Linked DNA regions of Homo sapiens: all the other regions are linked to region 4. A link is a contact called in ENCODE Hi-C or POLR2A ChIA-PET data. All regions are on one chromosome and are shown on one strand. Each heading gives the region's core, a stretch centred on a gene start or an enhancer-like site at or near the end of the contact. The rest is flanking DNA. Distances are from core to core; before and after follow the strand shown.

Region 1 (2,700 bases), core at 155-2,654, 3.4 Mb after region 4:
CAAACACAATAAAAAATGTATTAGTTATTACTATGCCTAAGAGATTATAAGTGGCTTTCCCCCCTCTAAATTACAGAAGACACCATTCCTATCCTAGAGGACTTTCTCGTGTAGTTGGAAAGATATTCGATAATGTTTATTTAAAAGCTGTAACAATTACACAAGGCTGAGAACCTGAGAGCTAGATGGGTGATAAAGACAGGTTTACAGTGGGGCTCAGAGGAGAGAAAAAGAGGGAGGAGAGTCAGGGAAGGAGAACAATGAACTGAGTCTAAAATAAAGGTTAATATATTCGCGTAGGATCTATCAAAACAGGAGCAGTATTTCAACCCATTGTTTTCAAGCACCTAGAACAAAGTGAGCCCATAGTAGACACACACCAAACATAAATGGATGAGTAGTAGTGGGTGGCAGAATTCCAAAAGCAGGTTGCACCTGATTGCTAAAAGGCTTGAAAACAGGTCAAGAAATACTGCTATTTAGGTTAGTCATTTCACCTCAATAACTCGAAGTACCTAAACATAGACTTTTTTTTTTTTTTTTGAGACGGAGTTTCGTTCTTGTTGCCCAGGCTGGAGTGCAATGGTGCGATCTCGGCTCACCGCAACCTCCGCCTCCCGAGTTCAAGCGATTCTCCTACCTCAGGCTCCCGAGTAGCTGGAATTACAGGTATGCGCCACCGCGCCCGGCTAATTTTGTATTTTTAATAGAGACGGGGTTTCTTCAGCTCAGGCTGGTCTCCAACTCCCGACCTCAGAAAATCCGCCCGCCTTGGCCGCCCAAAGTGCTGGGATTACAGGCCTGAGCCACCGCGCCCGGCCAACACCGACTCTTTTCACCCTCCCAGGTATCTAGAGAGTCGAGTGGGAGGGAAATTGCTGGCTCTGGCCACTACAGTAACATCAGCACCTAGAGCAGTGCTCAACTGACTGAAGGCTCCTGTGAGTCGCCCTCTCCCCCTGGCCCCCCAACCCGCGGGGAAAGGCTGGCGGGACGCCACACAGCACCTCGATTACGCCATTTCATTTGCCACTGCACCATCTATCGGACACTAGCTAGGCTCTTCCAGGACCGGACGCACCTCCGTCCCCAAGGTGCCACCTGACAGCCAACACCGACGGGGTGATGCATGAATACAGTCATTATTCAAATTAGCTAAAACACCTAACTCATTCGGGTGAGTCTCGCCAGTCCCTCTGGGCTGACTGTCCCGCCCCGCGCTTACACCCGGGAGCGTCGGGCGGGAGAACTAGTGCATGCTGGCTGGGGATGGCGGACGCAAAGCCGGAGGCAAGGCCGCGCACGCGCAAACGCGGGCGCGCCGCCGGGCCGTGCTAGTGCGCGGAAGACGCATGCGCTGGCGGCCTGCGCCGCCTTAAGTGCCGCGCCAGCCCGGGGCGGCCCAGTCGGCCTGTCAGCCGGCTTCGAGATAAGTCCCGGCGCTTGCGCGGCGGCGGCTATGGCGGCGGAGGAGGAGGAGGTGGACTCTGCCGACACCGGAGAGAGGTAAGCGCAGCCGGCAGGGGGCTTCGTGTGTCTCCGGCGCGCACCCTCCGCGCGGGCCGGGTTAGGGCCCAGCGGGCAGCACCAAGGAGTCGCCGCCCGCCTGGCGACGACGGGCGGCTTCCTCGACCCTCCCCGGCATGAGTCCGCGCGGCGCCCAGAGGCGTCCCGGCGCCGCTCTGCCTGGGAGAGGCTCCCCTCAGCGTCGGGGCCCCGAGGTGTCTGAGCCGGACTCCGGCCGCGCCGGGAGGCCGCCTTGACCCCGCGCGGAGGGTCCGCCCCGTTGTTGTATAAGCCACCCCGCGGGCCGGCGACGGAGCTGGCCGCGGCGGCCGCACCGGCTCGGGCTCTGCCAAGGGACCCGGCCTGCCCCAATGCCGCCGGCGGGCGGTGCCCGGTCGACCCTGCACCTGACTGCGAGGCGCGGGAAATGACCGGGTCTGTCAGCCTCCCATCGCGGCTTCCGTCTACAGGTACTACCTGTGCTCTGTCCAGCCTCAGCCACTGGACGATCCTTCCCGTAGCCGTAGGAAGGGGCGGCGCTTCCTTGGAGGGGATATTAGAGGCCCGAATTCGCCCGGGAAGCGGCGGGAGGGCGGGGGTGCCGGGAAGGAGGGAGGGGAGAAGGAGTGAGGGAAGTGGGTGTATGGCTGTGAGTTTCAGATACTTCATAGAAAGAAAGTTAGCCCTTAAGATAGAGATACACGTTCAAATGTCATAATTCATCTTTCGGATGAAGGTCTTTGGCTTGCAAGCTCCACTGTCCCTTATTTGTTTGCGCTTCTGGGATTATTCTGGCTTTACTGGCGAAGTGTGTGTTGCATGTGCCTTAGAAGAACACACATAATGTATAGGAAACTGTGGAAGTTGGAGGGCAGATGTCTAATGTGAAACTTTTTTATATACAGGTATAGTGAGTTTATTCTTTTCTACACCTAAATGACTTCTTGCACTTGTTAGTAGAAGAATAGTAGTTAATGAGTGGAATAATTAAATTGTTATGGAGGTTATTGCCTTGTTTCTCAAGGCCTGTCGTTTGTATTGGAAAGTAAACTTCCCCCATATATATTTAATTTTTTGACGTCGGTTCTACTTCAGACGTCTGGAGAAATTTGCCTAGGAAACATAACCTAAATGATAGAATATGGAGTACCATGAAGACAGGGATATTTGGAAAGATGTCATGGGGAAAAATTG
Region 2 (2,700 bases), core at 102-2,601, 4.7 Mb after region 4:
TGTGGTTATGTTGGCCCTGGAGCCTTCATCTGCCCAGGGAACTTCTCTGGGCATAGTATGTTTTACTTGTCTTGTGTTCTAAAGGTAGCACAAAGCCTATCTATAGTAGGCTCCCAATAGTTATCTGAAACTGTATTTGAACCCACTATCTGATAAATACCATTTTTTTTTTTTTTTGGCTGAGGGTCCTCAAAAATGGAACATCAGGAAAGTCATCAGAATTGCTTTAACCTGCCCTCCTTGCTTCAACTAATTTGGGTTAACTTTCTCCCATTTATCCACACGGCTCCTTTAAAACTTGCACCATACTTTGTCAGCCCCGCCTTAATGAGTTCCTTTGGTGACCCCAGCTTCACCTTGCAGATATCCTCTCCGGGTATCCAATGCCCATACTCCCACTCGGCCATCGCAAGGGGTTGGGGTTGGCTTTTTTTCGGGCAACTGCTCACAGCTCCCAGTAATCACTTCCATCAAGCCGGGGTTTCCAGTTCCCGCTAGGAAGCGTTGGGGACGTCCGGGCACTGCGCACCTCGCCAGTGCCGGTTACCAAGCGCCTCCTCCCCCGTCTGTGGGACAACGCTCTGGTAAGCACCCGAGGCAAGAGGTCCCAGCAAGGTAATGGGACAGCGTTCGGTCACAGAGAGTGAGCGAGCCAGCGAGAGATATTCCTGGGTGGAGGGGTGGGGACGCCTTAGGACTAGTGTCCCCCATTCCCGGACCCTTCCCACCAAGAACTACCTAGGGAGGGCTGCATCGCCTCTCCAGCCATCCTAGGGACTAGAGAAATGGAGGGGAGAAGAGCAGGGAAACAGCACCCCCGGGCCAATCACGACGTCCGCCCCTCCTTAGTCGGGGTCTCTCTCTCTCTCTCTCTCTCTCTCACACACACACACACACACACACACACACACACGCTCCTAAGTCAACTCCAGCTCTGAGCAACTACGCCGCACGCCTCTCCCACTGGGAGTCCCCCGGCCCGTGAGGCTCGCCTCACCCCAGCTTCTTCACCCCTACCCCAGTTTCCCTTCCCAACTGACCGTGAAGCCGGAGGCAGTTCCCCAGTCCCAGACCCCGGTGGGGCTCCCGCCGCCGCCGCCGCTGCCTTCCCCTGCAGTCCCCAACCCGGGACCCGGCCTCGGGCTTCGGCGATGGCTCCTCGGAACGAGGCGCCGCGGCTCTCTGGACTCGGCCAGACACCGGGCGGCGCGCAGGAGAAGCCCATCGAGCTCTCCCGGCAGTGGCGGCGGCCGCGGCTGCAGGAGCGGCCGCCGCGCAGGTTGATGACGCGCTGACGCGGGGCGGGGGGGGGTGGGACGTGGGGGCGCGGTCCAGAGGAGGGGACGCGCGCAGATGACGTGCGGCTCGTGGGGCAGCTCGGCAGCATGGCGTCCGTGACGCTGAGCGAGGCGGAGAAGGTGTACATCGTGCATGGCGTCCAGGTAGCTACAGCAGCGGCGTTGGGTCGGCCGCCGGGTTCAGCCTGGCCCTGCGGGTCGCGGCCTGCCCTGGGTTTGCCAGTGAGGAGGCAGCCGAGCTGCGGCGACTCTCCGTTTACCTTGTGATTAAACGGTTCTGCTGCCGGCGTTTGCAATTCAGAGCTGGCAACGTGGACGTTTTTAGGACTGTTAGCGCATTTGCAGTTTTGCGGGTCTATAAGATTCCGAACCCGGGCAGGAAGCTTGGGCAGTCTCGGAGGCCTTTTCTTAGTGAGAGAGCATCGGCCCCAGGGCCATCCATTCGGCGTTCGCGCACAGATCTTGTCCGAGCCTCAGTTTTCTCTTCGAGGAAATGGGAGTTTGGAGGTGGGCTTCTGGCCTGCTTTTCCTCACCTCGTGGTTAGGAGGGCGCATGCGAGGTGAACGCACTTTGAAAATACAAATTGCCGTACAAATAAAGGGGGAAGGGTTTTTAAAAAGCGGCTAGGACGCCTGTAATCCCAGCACTTTGGGAGGCCGAGGCGGGCGGATCACGAGGTCAAGAGACCGTCCTGACCAACATGGTGAAACCCCGTCTCTGCTAAAAATACAAAAAAATTTAGCTGGGCGTGGTGGCGCACGCCTGTAGTCCCAGCTACTCGGGAGACTGAGGCAGGAGAATCGCTTGAACCCGGGAGGCGGAGGTTGCAGTGAGCCGAGTCTCAAAAAAAAAGCGGCTAGGCAGCCGATAGCCTAAGTGCTGTTTCCATTTTGCCAATGAAGAACTAAGATCCCTAGGCAGCTATAACCTAATGTCCTCTGTGTTCTATATTAAATCCCTGGTTATGACCACTCCAGAACGAGGGTTGAAAAATGTTGGACCTGGTAACGAGCTACCCTGTATCCTCCTCCGGCTGTGTCTCCACTTGTTAACCTACGGTGTGGTCCTCCTATCAGAGTTCTTCATCCCATCCTTGGCAGAGTTCTGGCGACAGCTCCTACCTCTTTTCCTCATGCCTTTCCTCTGTCAGTACCAACTGCAAAGTCAGTGGTCCCGTGATGTAGCCATCGGATTGAAGCGGCCAGCTATCATTGAAGTCCCACAACGTGAGTTAAGGACATGTCCATTTAAAAATCGTGACCTGCCGTTATCTTCTGGGCCCTTTATATATGAAGAAATGCCAATATTTAGCATATTATGCCTGGATAATAAAGTCAGAACTCACAGTTGCATATTTTAGTTATAATTCAGGATTAACAACAGTGGGACATATGTGTGTAT
Region 3 (2,700 bases), core at 24-2,523, 4.0 Mb after region 4:
GTAACTCCTGTGCAAGTATGTGAGGGTAATAAAGTATCTGGATGGTAGGGGACAGGGGTTGATTGGGGCATGGAGCAGATGGCAAGGGGTGCACAATGAGTTTTGACATGCGTGCATTACGGAGATGCATAGAAATTCTAGTTACTTTTAAATTTGGAGGGAAGAAGTCTGGTACCAGATGCTGGCTTTAGGTAACAGGGAAGTCTAGTTACCTCTAAATTCCTCAGGTAAGGAGTTTCTGCCTAAGGATGGTCGGCTTCATGGCCACCAGGTGATCTTTGCTTTCAATTCTATTGGCTTGATTTCATCTGTGGCAGTTTCTGGGGGGAATCAAAATTATAGGAACAAAATAAAACTAACAGTAAAACTTTCATGCTGACTGGGGAATGCTTAACGTTTAAAAATAGGTGCTGAAGGGTCCAAAGCAAACAACACAAGCCGGAAAAGAAATGTTTAAAAGTTAGCTATATTTATACAAGGAAAACCAAAAGAAATACTTAAATGAGACTTTTAAAATTCGAGGCTCTCCACTGAGACTTGTTCCCTGGCGCCAGCTCCGGGAGTTCCGCAGAGCCTCGCCCCCTGCCAGGGCGCCCGGGGCGAAGGACCGCACGGCGCATGCGCGCCTCCTCCAGCAGTCCCTTTCCCCTTCTTCCCCAAGATCCAGCGCGTGCTCGGTTGCCCTTCTCCGTTCCTTGCAGGCCCTTGGGTCAGGACCCACCACCTGCCGGACCATCATTTTCCGAGTCCCTCCGGCCTAGTCGGAGTGCTCGCTCGCGCCTCCTAAAGCTCTCAGCCGAGCGCGCCGAGACCCCTCAGGGCGGCCGGTAAGAAGGCGGAGGGGCGGGGGCTCAAAGCGCGCGGCGAAGGTGCAGCAGTTACCAGGGTGCTGACGTCAGCTAGAGGCAGGGCACCGCGGAAGGTTGAATCCACGCCCTGGCTGTGCGCAGGCGCCGTAGGGGGAAGGCCTGGCACGCTCCAGCCAACCAGGGCGTCACCTGCAGCTCGTCCCCCTGCCCGGGCTTGCCTCGAGCGCCCTGCCGCCGCCGGAGCGGGGAGGGTGTTGGGGGCAGGTGGAGCCGGGAGGGCCCAGCTGAGAATTCAGGGTTGGGGGCTCAGAGGGCACTGCGGCTAGGAGCCCGTCAAAGCCTGTCGCCCACCGGGGCGAGGGCAGGTGGGAGCGCCTGGCCGTGCGTCGCGCGCTGGTTGGCCAGCTGACGCCCCAGTGCGCATGCGCGTCCGAACAGCCCTGCGGGCGGAGCGACTGTCCTCCCTTCTGGTGTACTGGGTGGGAGGTGGAACTAGTCGGACAAAGCCCTCGCGTCGGACCCTTGCCAGAACTGTAAGGAGCAAGAGGGGAGGGGCTCCGGTGGTGCATTCATGCTCCTCTAGGGGGGAAGCGGGGTCGGAGGGGAGTGCTCAGAGCCACCTTAGCGCAAAGTGCTAACTTTTGAATTGAGGCAGTGCCAGGGGACGCAGTATCCGCATCGCATCTACATTTTAACTCGCTGTGAAATGAGAACGCAAAGACGATTTAGGTTTTATTGTTTCCGACTTATATTTTTCCGAGGTCTTTGATTTACGGGAAATTGTTACGTACTAAATCTCATATAGCGAGATTTAGAAAAGGAAGCTACAGAATCTAGGCTAATGTATCTAATAGCATTTCCTGCTTTTGCTCTTTTTCTTTGCCTTTTTCCCCTACTCTAAGAAGTTCATATTCAACTGAAAAGCCATGAAAATTACCGCTTTTGTCCCTCCTTGATATAACAAACTGCTTTCAGAAACCGTACAAGATAGTCACTAAGGGAAGTCACAGTTCAAATGAGAGTGGCATGATATTAATTTTGTTAAAATAAATTACTTTCAAATAAAAGTTGTGCCAAATGGTCAAAGCTCAATCCTGAGAGCTCTATTTGGCACACACTCGGTGTTAGTTGAAAGTAAGCAAAACAAAACCGTTTTTCGTGTACTCTTCCATAATTTGGATTTTTCACTGATTTAGGTATCTTTCCACCAAATTTGGTTTGAAACTGCACAGATTTAATGCCTCACTTAGAACAGATTTTAGGTAAAATTAGAAATTTTCACTTTATGAAACAGAAACTAATATCACTGTTAAGTAGATTAAAGTAGTCATTTACAATGGTTTGTAAATAAATTTTATCCTTCCCGGTCCTCTGCCCTCTTCCAGGAAAGGCACCATTTCCTTAGAGAAGACCTTCCTGAGCTCTCCCCGCCCCATTCCAAGTGTTGCGTCTGGGAGTTTCTCATATTCTGTGCATGTTTGTATTATTGCATTTACTGCGTTGTTTTATACTTATCTGCTTGTGTCTGTTTTTACACTCCCCCCTCCCTCTAAAAGTCTTTTGAGTATTAGAATTGTCTTAATAATTTTCTAGTCCCAATGCTTTACGCAGGACCTGGCCCATAAGTGGTGATGAATGGGTGAGTTAAAGACTCGGTATGCCTCCCAAGTGTGATAAGACAGTGCAACCTCTTCAGTTATTTTATAGCATTTTCCAAGTGGAAGTATAGTGGGCTAAGTGCAGTATGGACAGGAACCACCTATGTAAGAATTTATCTGAAGACGAGAAGCCTGCGGTTGATGTGGATGTCCCAGACTTTTGGAGCTAGTGTCTGAATGAGAGCACCCAACTCTACTCTGAAGCAATGTGTCTTCAGTCAGCTGATAGTAAT
Region 4 (2,700 bases), core at 161-2,660:
CTTTCCATTATGAATAAAGGCAACATCATAGTGATAGAAGGACCTGTCACTTCGCACCAACAGAAGTTACACATACTTTCATATTAAATTTCTGATGTTACGGACATCACAAAATATCTCTTACATTTATCAGCTTTTTGAAATTATAGTATTAGACCTAATCTTGCTAGATCTTATTAGTGTATTAATAAAGAAATACACGTTATTAATGTATTTTTTAAATTTCAATATAATTGGTTTCCTTTGTAATCCTATGTACTTTGTGAACTTAAAACTTAACTTCTCATTATTCTGAGAAGGGATTCAGCAGCTTCACAGGATTGCCATGGCACACACAAAAAAGTTAAGAATCCCTAAATTTTAGTCTATCTCTTTGCTTCCAGAAAGCCAACCAAGTTTGACAATTGAACACACCTGCCTGAGTGAGCCAATTCCCAAAGTCTCGGGTTTATTTTTCTGTGCGTGACCTGATAGGAAGATATTACGGTCTGGTACATGACTCCATCAATTAACCTATTTGCTGAGCTCACCTTCAGCTTATACCTGGCATCTTTCCTGAATTCTCTGTTGGGCCTTCTGAGGCACACAAAATGAGCTGACAAGCTGATTTTCTGGTATCTTCTGTTCATACACACCTGGCCCCCACTCGATGCCAGGCCCAGGATTAAGCTGGGCAGTGATTCTCAAGCCTGATCCCAGACCAGCAGGCAGGATCAGCATCACCAAGGAGCTTATGAGAATTGCAGATTTTCAGGTCACACCCTAGACTTCCTGAAACAGAAACTCTGGGGTCTATCAGTGTTTTCTCAAGCCCTCCAGAGACACACGCTTTAGTCTGAGATCCACCGTGCTAGGGAATCGGAGGTCCGTCCAATCCTGGAAAGAGAGGCTCCCATCTCCAGTATTGGTTGAGACTAACACCGCTCCTGCAACTGGGGTTGGAATTTCAATGCAGGTAGTTGCTGAGCGGGGGCCAATGAGTTGAAAGCCGGAGCAAGGGGACTTGTTTTGTTCCTGCACCCCGATTTTACTTACATTACCCGGGGCCTCGAGGGTGACTCATAGAGATTAGCCCTGAGCGTCGACCCCTCGGCGCCGCCACTGCACAGCGAGAGAAGGGGAGTCAAGAGAGACGCTTGAGTCCCTTGACTGTCCTCCCCTACGAGCTCTCTGGGAAGAGAGCCCCAGACCTGCGAACTCTGGGCCGCTCTGCGGCCGCTTGAACACTTCGCGGGTCTTCCGCCCCGCGCTAGAGGACGCACTCCGTGACGGGAATTGCGGTCTCGGCCGCCCCCGGCCTCAGGCTTTCCGGGCTCTGCTGCCTCCAGAAAACTACAAGTCCCAGGATGCTCGGCGCGGGACGGTCACGTGGGAGGGGCCGCGGGCGCGGCTAAATAGTCTCCATCGGCCATTTTGTGCGAGAAGCCGCAGCGCCGCCTCTTCTCTCGCGCCCTCGCCTCTTCCTCCGCCTCCTCCTTCGCCTCTTCCTGCCTCCTCCCGGCTTCCGCCGCCGCCACTCCAGCCTAATCCCAACCCCAGGGCGAAGCGTTTTCTTATTTATTTCCGTTTTCTCGCCACTACAGCCTCCTGACAAGGTGATCCGGGCGGGCCCCGCAGGAATTTTATCCCCTCACCGGCCTCACACTAGTATCGCATGTCCACTATCCAGAACCTCCAATCTTTCGGTAAGATCCCGTCGCCGCCGCCTCCCTCCCTTGCCCGGCGCGCATCTCGGCCTTTTGCCCGCCTGGCCACCGCCCCTAGGGGCCCCCTTTCTGCCCTTCCCGCACCCCTAGTGGGGCTTTGTCTCGGCGCCCAGAAAATGGCGACGGGGCCCCTGGCGACCCCTTCCCCGAGGACAGCGCCGGACTCCGAGCCCTCCTCTCGGAGCCCCGGCCGCGGGCCCTGCGCCACCCCCTGCCCCGTCCTTGACCCGGCTCTCGCCTCCGCTTCTGCCCCTTGAAACCTTGGCGATCCTATTTCGTGGACTCCTAGATCGGCCCTGCTACTTGCAAAGGGTATGCCGGGCCAGGGAAACCAGGGATCGGCGCCCGTTCTCTGGCAGCTCCTGGGGGCACTTAGGGAAAGATGCGGATGCAAGCCTCTGATCTGTCACTGGCCAGTGGTTCAGTCTTCTCTGCTTGCGTAGCAATTTGTTAAATTACGCCTCTTGATATATATGTAATCTACTTTTTTTTTGGCAAGGCACAGTTACGGTTAAATGATTAAGGTGGGCGTATTCGAATGTTTATGTTTTCATCAGAATGTAATCGAGATGACGCACATTTTTATAGCGGCTACAATATTAAGGTTTTCTAAATCTTTTTCTCATTAGAGGACCATATTGAACGATAACATTATTTATCTATAACAGCGTTTTTCTACAATGGACATAGCTGTTCAAATGTTTCTCTTTTTGTGAGAGTATCTTGGGGGTTTTATTAATACTCCACCCCCATCTCCATTCCTACCGGCAAAAACAGCAAAGGCACTAGAACCTTCATTGATGACTGTCTGGATTGGTAGTATAATGTATTTCTGGAAAGTACTTCTTAAAAAATATTTTTCTACTTTGGATTTTTTTTTTTTTTTTATCCATTCGCAGACCCCTTTGCTGATGCAACTAAGGGTGACGACTTACTCCCGGCAGGGACTGAGGATTACATTCATATAAGAATCCAGCAACGGAACGGCAGAAAG

The links. A loop is a pair of places that touch in the nucleus more often than their neighbours do. ChIA-PET counts read pairs that join two places held with the same protein, here RNA polymerase II (POLR2A). Pooled maps may share reads with other maps.
Region 1: a loop to region 4 is called in a map of naive thymus-derived CD4-positive, alpha-beta T cell, with 10 times the contacts of the local background. The contact joins the promoter of ABHD5 here to the promoter of EIF1B-AS1 in region 4. A Hi-C loop is called at or near these places in 1 of 168 maps with a recorded cell type or tissue (naive thymus-derived CD4-positive, alpha-beta T cell) and 9 of 50 pooled maps. POLR2A ChIA-PET finds 5 or more read pairs at or near these places in 1 of 52 experiments (OCI-LY7).
Region 2: a loop to region 4 is called in a pooled map, with 6 times the contacts of the local background. The contact joins the promoter of EXOSC7 here to the promoter of EIF1B-AS1 in region 4. A Hi-C loop is called at or near these places in 4 of 50 pooled maps.
Region 3: a map of CD4-positive, alpha-beta T cell shows a loop between it and region 4 (6-fold over the local background). The contact joins the promoter of TCAIM here to the promoter of EIF1B-AS1 in region 4. A Hi-C loop is called at or near these places in 1 of 168 maps with a recorded cell type or tissue (CD4-positive, alpha-beta T cell) and 12 of 50 pooled maps. POLR2A ChIA-PET finds 5 or more read pairs at or near these places in 1 of 52 experiments (common myeloid progenitor, CD34-positive).

What each region holds. Positions count from the first base shown.
Region 1 is chr3:43,689,534-43,692,233 of GRCh38, forward strand. ABHD5 (abhydrolase domain containing 5, lysophosphatidic acid acyltransferase) reads left to right here and starts at 1,405. Exons shown (of 7, transcript NM_016006.6): 1 at 1,405-1,506. The coding sequence starts at 1,460. It also overlaps a transcript of ANO10 not described here. RefSeq lists a silencer at 1,577-2,056.
Region 2 is chr3:44,974,893-44,977,592 of GRCh38, forward strand. It overlaps EXOSC7 (exosome component 7), which reads left to right and starts at 1,352. Exons shown (of 8, transcript NM_015004.4): 1 at 1,352-1,442. The coding sequence starts at 1,386. ZDHHC3 (zDHHC palmitoyltransferase 3) reads right to left here and starts at 1,282. Exons shown (of 7, transcript NM_001135179.2): 1 at 1,041-1,282. RefSeq lists an enhancer at 262-806 and silencers at 1,029-1,128, 1,249-1,318.
Region 3 is chr3:44,337,493-44,340,192 of GRCh38, forward strand. TCAIM (T cell activation inhibitor, mitochondrial) reads left to right here and starts at 1,274. Exons shown (of 11, transcript NM_173826.4): 1 at 1,274-1,342. LOC105377055 (a long non-coding RNA gene) reads right to left here and starts at 626. Exons shown (of 4, transcript XR_940782.4): 1 at 213-626. RefSeq lists enhancers at 287-940, 625-794 and a silencer at 935-1,324.
Region 4 is chr3:40,308,288-40,310,987 of GRCh38, forward strand. It overlaps EIF1B-AS1 (EIF1B antisense RNA 1), which reads right to left and starts at 1,411. Exons shown (of 3, transcript NR_033965.1): 1 at 1,036-1,411. It overlaps EIF1B (eukaryotic translation initiation factor 1B), which reads left to right and starts at 1,420. Exons shown (of 4, transcript NM_005875.3): 1 at 1,420-1,685; 2 at 2,606-2,700. The coding sequence starts at 1,655. LOC124906228 (a long non-coding RNA gene) reads right to left here and starts at 524. Exons shown (of 2, transcript XR_007095876.1): 1 at 1-524. RefSeq lists an enhancer at 1,151-1,510 and a silencer at 1,781-1,830.